Regions from separate parts of the Homo sapiens genome. Here region 2 is linked to region 1. A link is an interaction called in ENCODE POLR2A ChIA-PET data of the cell type or tissue named here. Cell type or tissue: A673. All regions are shown on one strand. Each heading gives the region's core, and the rest is flanking DNA. Links, peaks and the distances in the headings are about the cores only.

Region 1 (5,369 bases), core at 219-5,218:
TTTTTTGGTGCAATGTATAGGTAACTTACACAGATTTTTCCCTCCCCCTCCCCCCTTCCCCCTCCCCCCTTCCCCCTCCTCCTCCTCCTTCTCCTTCTTCTTATTCTTCCTCCTCCTCCTTCTTCTTCCTCTTCCTCCTCCTCCTTCTTCTTCCTCATCGTCTTCTTCCTCCTCTTCCTCTTCCTCTTCTTCTTTTGAGACAGGGTCTTGCTCTTTCCCAGCCTGGAGTGCAGTGGGGCCATCATAGCTCCCTGCAGCCTCAATCTGCTGAGCTCAAGGGGTCTTCCCACCTCAGCCTCCCCAGTAGCTGGGACTACAGGAGTGCGCCATGACACTTGGCTAATTTTTAAAATTCTTTATAGAGATGCGGTCTCACTATGCCACCCAGGCTGGTCTGGATCTCCTAGGGTCAAGCGATCCACCTGCCTTGGTCTTCCAAAGTGCTGGGATTACAGGCGTGAGCCACCATGGCTGGCCAGTTTACACAGATTTTATAAAGCCAAGCTGAGTGTCTCAGAGCAGAGCAGGGCTCAGGGATGGAAGGTGTCCCTGGGGTTTTGTGGTGTTTAGGGAATGCACAACCCGGGCAGGGCAAGCGAGAGTAAGACCATCAGGCTCAGGGCTTGCCACTTACCATGCACCCTGGACAGAGCTCATTACGTAGAGGAGGGGATGATGGGTTTCCATTGGAGGGGCTGTTGTGCTGAGCCCCTGGGGCTTGAACTTGGGCCCTGTTGGGAACCAAGCAGAGGACTCTCCTTCCCCACCAGGAGTAGCTATCTGCTGAGGAGGCTGCCCAGAGAGGGCCCCGTGCAAGTTCCCTGTGGGGCCAGCTGCCTGATCCCCTTGGTGCAGGCATAGGACAGTCCCTTGTGCCTCTCTGGAAAAGCGGTCTTCCCTGGTGGCCATCTCTTGAGGGGTGGTCTATTGCTGGGGGCCCTTCTCCTCAGGTCGGAGCCATCATGGGGGTCTCTGTAGGCTCAGTTGCTGTTCCCATCCCTGGGTGTTTCCTCTAAGGGACAATCTGGGATGGACTGAACCACTGCCCCAGGGGCGGGGGACAGTGTGATTCACGGAAGGGAAGAGGAAGTACAAAGGGGCCATGACTCATTGGGTGGCCTGGATGCGGGAGGACATCACAAAGCAATGGGCGGGGTGGAGCTGGGGTCTGCATCCGCCAGCCCTGGGCTCAGCCTTCAGTCTGGCCATGTCCCCGAGTGGGGGCCACGTCCCCCGGTGGGGGCCACAGGCAAGTCAGCTCTTCCTTAGCCTCTGTTTCCTCATCTGTAAAGTAGGCTTGCTGGGACCTGCCTGGGAGGGCTGCAGTGAGAAATTCCTAAGATGAATCGGTATTGCAGAGAGGCCAGTAGTGCGAAATTGATGGTGGGATTAATTAATACATTAAATGACAAAAGGCCACCTAAATTTTCCAGAATTCCCTATTATTTCACTTACAGTTCATTTTAATGGCACAGGAGAGTGCAGCTTCCAGGAAGTATCCTAAAGAAAGGGGCATTCTCTTCCCCTTTCCTCTCCCAGTGCCTTCTGGCTGAGGCAGGGCTGTGATGGCCGGAGCCACAGCAGCCATTTGGGATCATGAAGCCATGAAGTGGCTTTGAGCATGGAGACTTCGCAACGCAGAGCGGCAAAACGTGAGAAGCCTGTGTCTGAAACCGGGCGCACCCATCCTCATTCGTGCATCCTAGGATTTTTTTTTTTTTTTTCGAGACAGAGTCTTGCTCTGTCGCCCAAGCTGGAGTGCAGTGGTGCGATCTTGGCTCACTGCAACCTCTGCCTCCTGGGTTCAAGTGATTCTCCTGTTCAGCCTACGGAGTAGCTGGGATTAGAGGTGTGTGCCACCACACCTGGCTGATTTTTGTATTTTTAGTATAGATGGGGTTTCACCACATTGGCCAGGCTGATCTCGAACTCCTGATCTCAGGTGATCCACCTGCCTCAGCCTCCCAATGTGCTGGGATTACAGGCGTAAGCCACCGGGCCAGGCCTACCCTGGGATTTTTACATGGAAAATGAACAAGTTTCCTTTGCCTAGGACAGTGCATAAAAGTACTTTGGGAACTATGAGGAGCTCTGCAAAAGTGAGGTAAGGACCCCAGATCCAATTTCCAGGGTAAAGGACAAGTGAGTTTACCCTCTGCTGCTGGTTTTTCACCTTCACAGTGGGTCCAGCTTGAACTATTATTCAGCTTCCCGTCTTTGGCCCCTCCCAGCAGTGATGCCTTTGAACCCACTGTCACCATTTGGCATCCTCACTCTGTCCTCTCTGGACACCCAGCCCTCCCCATGACCCCCTGCACTGTGCTCCCTGCCCCAGGCCAATTGTCCTCCCCTGTTTTCAGCATTCAGAGTGGGACTCTTACATAATCCTGGGATCTGAGGGGGACTTCAGAGAGCATTGGTTGCAGCTCTCCCCAGCATGGGCTGTGCCACGTGACATCTCCCAGCCTCTACTGAAATGCTTTCAGGGACGTGGCGCTCACCACCTCCCTCACAGCTTGATCATCTTCGGCCAGCTCCCCATACTGTGAAACATTTCCCACAGCTGAGCACCAACTGTATGCCTTGGGGCATCCTCCTCCACCCTGTGTCTGCCCCTTGGCATCCAGGAGATCCAGTCTCCTCATTATTTCATTCTGGTAAAGCTTCCCAGAGCACCTGAGCTCTGCAGTGCTATACTAGGCAGTGGGGGGACAGGAACAGGCAAGGGCCTTGCTTCGAGGAGCTCACTTTCTAGTGAGGACCACTACAGTGTGAATAATTATGAAAGCAATGAGCTAATTAATTGTAACGACCACAAGCACCACAAAGACGCCCACAGAGCTGCGGGTGTGTGAAATGGGGGCTATCATAAACTTGGTGGCCAGAAAGGAGTGGTAAGGGCAGGCTATGGGGACCAACCATTCCGCTCTGCCTGGGACCATCCTGGTTTTAGCCCTGAGAGTTCCACATCTCAGAGAACCCCCTTCATCCTGGAAAACCGGCTGATTGGTCACTGTAGGGCAGTCTCCAAGTGTGTTCATGTCTTGTGGCTGCCATAACAAATCACAACAAACTGGGCAGTTTAAACAGTTCTGAAGACTGGAAGCTCAAAATCAAGGTGCCGGCAGGGTGGGTTCCTTCTAGAAGCTCTGTTCCAGGCCACGCTCCAACTTCTGGGGGTAGCCGGCAATCCTCGGCCATCCAGGTTTGCAGACATGTGGGTCTGATCTGCCTCCAGCATCACACAGCCTTCCCCGCATGTCTCTCCAAGTCTTATTCTTTTCTGTCCCTTACAAGGGCAGCCATTATTGGATGTAGGGGGTCACCCTAATCCCGGATTATCTCATTTCGTAGTCCTTACCTCAATGACATCTGCAAAGACCTTATTTCCAAATAAGGTGATATTCACAGGGACAAGGAGCTAGGACTTGAACGTGTCTTTTGGGGGGCCACTATTGGACTTGCTATACCAGAGAAGGAAGTTGTTGCTGCAAATGGAAGGACACAATGACTTAGCGAGGCAAAGAGGCGATGGGAATTCCAGGCAGAAGAAACAGCAGGCACAAAGGCCCTGTGGATGGAAGGAGACTGATCCATTAGAGAACTGAAGGAAGCCTCCCAGTGTGGCTGCAGTAAGAGGGAGAGGAAGCAGGCATGGGGGCACCCATGCAGGACCCTACAGGCCACAGGGAGGAGTTTGGCATTTTTCCTGGGAGAAAAGGGAGCCCCCAGTGAATGACAAGCTGGCAGGGCCTGGAGCAGCCCTCCAAGTGCCACCCTGGCTGCTCCAGTGCCCGAGCCTTGCTCACTTCCCTAGAACCCCATCTGCCGGGCCACAGTTGGCAATGGCCGGGTAAGCAGACAGAGCTACCTGCACCACCTGCTCTGGGACAGTGAAACGTCAGCTGCAGAGGCTCGCCCCAGAGCAGCCTCGCAGCTGGGGATGAAGCCTGCCAGGGCCTGACCTCCAGGCCAGGAGTGCCTCCTGGGGGCTCGGCTGCTGGCTCCAGCCCCCGGTGAGGCCAGCCTTGCCTCTTCCTCCTCTCTGGATGGAGCTGGGCTGACCCACGTGTGTCAGGGGCAGGGAGGAGAAATGCCCAGCTCCCATCCTTGCTCTGTCCCTTGTGAGCCGTGTGATTCTGGAGACGTTATTTACTTCCTTACTCTGGTTTCCTCATCTGTGGAATAAGGTGATGCTCGGGTCCATATTCTGGGGTGTGTTGTCACGACAAAACAAGTGAAAAACCTGGGGCAGAGCTGAGACCAGGTGAGCAGTGTGGGAGAGCAGAGGGTTCTGGAGGCAGCCCCACCCTGGCATGCAGAGCTGCCTTATCTCCACCATGACCTGAGATGTTGCCTGAGCCATCACATGCCACTGAGCCTGTGCCCCAACATCTGTCAAATGAAGGAGGTGACCTTGATGATGATAAAGATGCTGGACAGTGGACACTTCCTAAAGCTTCAAAGGATGCCTGGCCCTTTTACAAACCTCAATTTCTCATTTGACATTTAAACCCACTTACACCCATTTAGCTGGTAAGAAAACTGACACCTGAAGAAATTAAGCAACTGACCAAAATCGCCTCTTGGTGAAGGGGTGGCACTAGGACCTGGATTTGGATATTCCAGGCTAGTCTCAGTGTTGAGAGGCTGTGGGGTGTCTGAGTCTGAGGAGGCCAGAAACCCCCCACCCCCACCAGTCCCGACATCCCTGCCTCCCTGAGGACAGTGGAGCTTGCACCTGGCTGGGCTGGGCTCATTCTTGGTTGAGATGAGGTTGTTGGGTTTCCAGAAACATCTCTTTAGAAACTTAAAAAAATCCTGGTCATTAAGTGATTAAGTAGAGAGGCTCTCATGGTACAAACATCTGATCTGAGAGTTGCTCCTTTTCCAAAAACCCTTCCCATAACTAAGAACAGTGGATTTCATTCTGCCCATTAAACTTGAACCCTGCTTATCATTTTCCTACACATTATGTGGTTATTTTGAATTGTCTGCAAGAATGCCTGAAGCTAGCAGGGTTTGGCAGGCATCCCATTAGATGCTTTTGTTTGGACCTAGAGATACCATCATAGCTGTCTTACACTGAGAGACTTGAGAAAAATTGAAGTGTAGTGTTTTTCCCCTTCTAAGACCGTCCCGGGTTCTGCCTTCTGGGCTGGGATCCTGGGGGAATGCATAGGAGACCTTATTTGGGATTATTGAGTTCCTTGGATTTTATGGGCATTAAACAGTCACTCTAAGCACCATGTCGGAGCTCCGGTTTCTGCTGCGGTAATGGCTTAGGAGGCTGAGCTCAGAAGGGAAAGGAGGTAGCAGCGGATCTGGTCACAGTTTGGGGCTGCAGTGTGGCCTGGGTGAGCCACATG
Region 2 (5,369 bases), core at 218-5,217, 220 kb before region 1:
GGGCGAAGGTGGGCATGGTGGAGAATTTTGCTCAAAGCTTGCAGAAAGGCTGGGCGCAGTGGCTCGTGAATGTAATCCCAGCACTTTGGGAGGCCGAGGAGGGCGAATCACCTGAGGTCAGGAGTTTGAGACCAGCCTGGTCAACATGTCAAAACCCCGTCTCTACTAAAAATATAAAAGTTAGCCAGGTGTGGTGGTGGGTGCCTGTAATCCCGGCTACTTGGGAGACTGAGGCACGAGAATAGCTTGAACCTGGGAGGCGGAGGTTGTAGGGAGCTGAGATCGTGCCACTGTACTGCAGCCTGGACCACAGAGTGAAACTCAGATTCAAAAAAAAAAAACTTGCAGAAAAAGGTTGAAGAGAATTTGTTATGCCTCCCCAGAGTGCACCCTCCCCATGCCATGCGGTCAAGGGACATTTATAACTAGAGAATCCGGGCAGCCTGGGGCTGCACCATGGCTAGAGGCAGAAGACCCATGCCCAGCTCCTTCTCCACAGGGCCCCGGCCACCTGGCAGTTCAGCCGGGACTTCCATTCTGCCAAGGTCCCTGATGTCACTTACATTGATGATGACAGCAAGCTTCCCAATGCCTCTGAGGATATTGTACCAGATTCCTGGGGGAAGAAGAAGTCACAGTTTTAAAGAGCCCTACACTCTCAGTCATTCCAGCTACCAGGCAGCAGTCTGAGCGGGTACCACCCTTGCAGGGGCCAGGCTTTCTCACAGCAGTCAGAGGCTTATGGCAACCAAGAGTCATTTGTTCAGGTCCTGAGGAAGCCAGGCCAGTGCCAGGGCCTGGTGTGTACCAGCCCTTTCTGACAAGCTCACCAGCTTCTAAAAGAGGTGCTTAAAGACAGCTGCTCCCTCAGTGGTTCTGCACAATCTCCCCATGCACCTGTTTAAATGCTAGTTCGCTTAGATGAAACCTTTTTTAATTCCTAAACTGACCAAGATTCAATTGGGGTGCAGCTCCTAAAGCTCTGGCGGAGGATACCTGTATTTAGGGATAGGCCAGACATGGCTTTGCTGTTGAGGAACAGTGCCAGGGCCCCTGGCTGGAGGCACTGAGTCCACAGCAGTGAAGGTTGAACCGTTCCCTATCTAGACACACCCTTGTTCCCTTTACTCCAAGACCCAGGGGTGCACCAAATCACAGATGAACAAGAGGATCACAACACAGCGCCCAGGGCCATGCTGGTCTCTCCATTCGTCTTCCCAGTGGCCATGAGAACTAGCAGGGCCCAGGAAGGAGGCCCTCAATGGCCCAGGAAGCAGGGCCTCAGTGTTGCAATTCCTAGAAATGGTCCAGTGTCCCGGGCTGACCCCCGCCTCACCCTAACTGCACCCTATCATGCCCAGCAATGTTGTGTGCAGCGGTTCGGCTGGGAGCCCAATCCTGGGGCCTGCTCTCTGTGCCCTGAGCCAGCTCTGAGATGGGTGATAACCAGCACTCGTCAGAAACGGCCAGGATGGAGCAAGTGGACATCCTACCTGTGCAGGAGGCTACAGGGAGAGCTGTACATAGCGCTTCTGCCCTAGTAGCTGAGGGGAGCCTCCCAGTCCCCGTTTTTGGGGTGCATGCTGGTGGTCTGCAAAGGCAGCAAGAGCTCAGGCCCCTGTGTGGCCCCGAGCTAGAAACCACAGGCTCAGATGAAACCTCTGAGACCAAGATCTCTTGCTCCCTGGCCCCAGCCAGTGTCAATTCAATGATAGATCACAGTCACAATCATCATCAATCAGAAATGCCCACTGCGGGCTGGGTGTGGTGGCTCACGCCTATAATCCCAGCATTTTGGGAGGCTGAGGTGGGCAGATGACTTGAAGCCAGGAGTTCGAGAGCAGCCTCGCCAATATGGCAAAACCCCATCTCTACTAAAAATACAAAAATTAGCCAGGCGTCGTGGCACATGCCTGTAATCCCAGCTACTCAGAAGGCTGAGGCACGAGAATAGATTGAGCCAGGGAGGCGGAGGTTATGGGGAGCCGAGATCACGCCACTGCATTCCAGCATGGGCAACAGAGAAAGGTTCTGTCTCAAAAAAAAAAAAAAAGAGAAATACCCACTGCAACCCATTGCTGGTAGGCAATTTGAGAAGTGACAGTCACACTTCCCTGACCCCTGTCTCCAGTCCTCGGGCCATGGGGACTATCGCCTTATCCCAGATGAGGAGTTTATTGTAGCTCCGTTTGATCTTTTGCACGAGTGCAGTGGTCCTCAGTTTATTTTTCTGCTGGAGCAGGTGGTGGGGCAGTCACATGGGCTCTGCACACTAGCAGCCCTAAGGCCACCCCATGCTGAATAAAGCACCTGGGAATGCAGGTGAGGGTTGGATGGCACAGCCCTACAAAGTCAGCACTGAAGCACTCCCTTAGGAGTGGAAACACTTCCGACCCGGCTTCTCCTGGCTGGGTGTCAGGGCTGAGGGCCCTCCGTGGACTCCGAGCTCCTAAGGCAGGGTGCTAATTGCACATCCCTGTAGATTCTGGGTCTAGCTTGGTGTCTGGCACATAAGGTGGGTGCTGCTGGGTAAATGTTTGCTGAGTGACTGCACGAGTGCAGAAAGCCCTTTCCAACCAGATTCTGGTGCCGGAGCAGAGGCTGCAAAGCGGTGGCAGGCAGGCCCCATCCAGGCAGCATGGCCATCTTGTTGTGCTTGTCTACTGCTTAAAAATGCAGACGGATGCTTAAAAACCAGGAAAATGTATTTTAAAAAATCAAGACCGGGCGCATTGGCTCACGCCTGTAATCCTAGCACTTTGGGAGGCTGAGGTTGGTGGATCACCTGAGGTCGGGAGTTCGAGATCAGCCTGGCCAACATGGCGAAGCCCCGCTCTATTAAAAATACAAAAATTAGCCGAGTGTGGTGGCGGGCGCCTGTAATCCCAGCTACTCAGGAGGCTGAGGCAGGAGAATCGCTTGAACCCGGGGGGCGGAGGTTGCAGTGAGCCGAGATCGCGCCACTTCACTCCAGCCTGGGAGAATGAACGAGGCTCTGTCTCAAAAAAAAAAAAAAAAAAAAAAAGAAAAAAAAAAGAAAAGAAAAATCGAGACTCCTCGGCTCTGGTCCTGGCTGGCTGGTGCGTCTCCTTGGCAACAGCTGGCTGTGGTGCCCGGGGGCGCCCCCTGCAGGCTGGGCTGTGCACCGCAGCTCTGCTGTCTGTGCTGAGGCCTCCCGGCGACCTCCGACCTCCATTATGGCCGCCTTAGCATCTAAACCCAGACCCCCACTAGAGAGTTGAACGTTTCAAGAAATGTGGGAACAGGCACACTGCTCTGTGGCCATGAAGAACACTCCCAGGACTTAGTCTCACTTGCGCGTGTGGCCCACCTGGCCCTTGGGGCGCTGAGTTTGAGACCTCCGAAGTGGGGTGCTGAGGTGCGGTGGGCCTGGGGTGGAGGTTGAAGTCTTTGGGGCTCCCGAGGGACGTGGCTCCTGAGTTCAGGGCCGTCGAAGTGCAGGACTCAGGCAGGCAAGGGGGTCCGCCCAGGTGATCGCCCAACCGGCCCAGAGAGACAACAGGAAATGGGAGGGATGAGGCGGGGATGAGATGGAGCCGGGAGCGGGGTCTTCCTCGCTTCCGGGCCCCGATGGAGCCTGTCCTGACAGGTCTGCAGGATATCTACGTCCAGGCGGATGGCTCTCCGTGTGGCCCTGCACATCCGCGGGGTGTGTTAGAGAAATGCTGAACCGGCACCCCAGCCCCAGCCCACGGGATCCGCCTCTCCTGGGGTGGGGCTGGGAGCCCCGAGTTATTCTGACGCACATTCCAGGGTGACACTCACTGCTCTAAGGATCTCTGTAAACCAAAAATAAAATTCTAAGGGTCCCCCGAACCATTTGAATGGGGTTCATCGTCTCGGCCAGGGCACCCCCAAATTAACCTGAAAGACTGGTTCAGGCCATGACAGGAAGCAGGGGGCGGGAGGAGGGTCGGACAGGCCTCCTCATGCCCTCCTCCCTTTTGGAATTCAACAAAAGTCGACCAGCATGAACATCAACACAGACCTTGAGTCTGATAAACATTTACAGTCTATTCTCTCTGAAGCCTGTTACCGGGAGGCTTCATCTGCACAATAAAACCTTGGTTTCCAAAACCCCTTATCATAACCCAGACTTTCCTTTCTATTGATAATAACTCAACCAATTGACAATCAGAAATTTTAAAAATAGGCCGGGTGTGGTGGCTCATGCCTGTAATCCCAGCACTTTGGTAGGCAGAGGCGGGCAGATCACCTGAGGTCAGAAGTTGGAGACCAGCCTGGCCAACATGGTGAAACCTTGTATCTACTAAAAATACAAAATTAGCCAAATCTGGTGGCGCACACCTGCAATCCCAGCTACTCAGGATGCTGAGGCAGGAGAATCGCTTGAACCCAGGAGGTGGAGGTTGCATCATGCCATTGCACTTCAGCCTGGGTGTCAAGAGTGAAACTCTTGTCTCCAAAAAAAAAAAAAAAAAGTGTATATATATATATACCCATAATCTGGAAGTCGCCCTGTCCCGCCTTTCTGGACCAAACCAATGTATACCTTAGATGTATCTGATTGATGTTTCATGTCTCCCTAAAATGTATAAAACCAAGCTGTACCACGGCCACCTTGGGCCCATGTTCTCAGGACCTCCTGAGGGCTGTGTCATGGGCCATGGTCACTCATGGCTCAGAATAAATCTCTTCAAATATTTGACAGAGTTTGACTCTTTTCATTGACATCTCTAAGTAAAAGGGGATGCTGTGCTTTTAGAATATTCTTTGGGTGGGCTTCTTTTATGAAAGCCCTGTTGGGGAAAATTGCCTCATTTTTACTTCCCCAAGTAAATTCCTTGGTTTCTTTCCCAAGGAATTTTTCCCACTCTAGGGGATGCTAAGCGCCATTTTCTGGAACAGAACAGGGAGGTATTTGGATAAAGCCAGGTACTTGGCGAGGCCACCACTCCTGCCCACATGCAGTGCCCGGGAGCTGAATGGAGGCTGCACTTTCCCACCAGCAGGCTCTGAAGAACCAGGAAGAAAACAGGAAGTCGAAACCAGGGCTAGGGACCTGGAGCAGATTCCCACGCACGGCTGGGTCCCTGCTGTGACCCGCTGGACGACAGGGTGATCAAGGCACCTGCGCTTTGTGGCACAGCTTCCCCCAGCCACCCAGGGCCTCAGGGGCGCAGGTCACAGGGGCCACAGGGGCCCTCTCTGTCCTCTCAAGGAGCTCGCCTGGGGGCCCTGCACGGATCACAGAAGGAATACAAAAGCCTCTTCAAGGAAAGGTTACGGTTAAGGAACCCATAAACAAACTCGTGAAAGGAGGGCAGATTATGCCTTCAGCCAACCGGACAGGAACCAGGAAGTGAGTAGCTGATCCGTAAGAACTG

Evidence for each region. Peaks named below come from ENCODE experiments on the same cell type or tissue, not always from the same donor. Only the 100,000 strongest peaks of a DNase experiment are listed, where the experiment ranks them.
Region 2: POLR2A ChIA-PET joins it to region 1 with 13 read pairs; 4 of 35 experiments call an interaction of 5 or more read pairs at or near these places.

Annotation. Positions count from the first base shown.
Region 1 is chr11:69,958,138-69,963,506 of GRCh38, reverse strand. No RefSeq gene overlaps it. Among named protein-coding and RNA genes, the nearest start is that of LINC02753, 100 kb to the left of the region's middle. In A673, for the core only: no CTCF peak of the experiment used is centred there; a DNase peak (open chromatin) is centred at 5,046.
Region 2 is chr11:70,175,251-70,180,619 of GRCh38, reverse strand. It overlaps ANO1 (anoctamin 1), which reads right to left. Exons shown (of 26, transcript NM_018043.7): 23 at 564-616. Among named protein-coding and RNA genes, the nearest start is that of FADD, 25 kb to the left of the region's middle. In A673, for the core only: a CTCF peak has its summit at 3,138 (motif pointing left); a DNase peak (open chromatin) is centred at 3,099.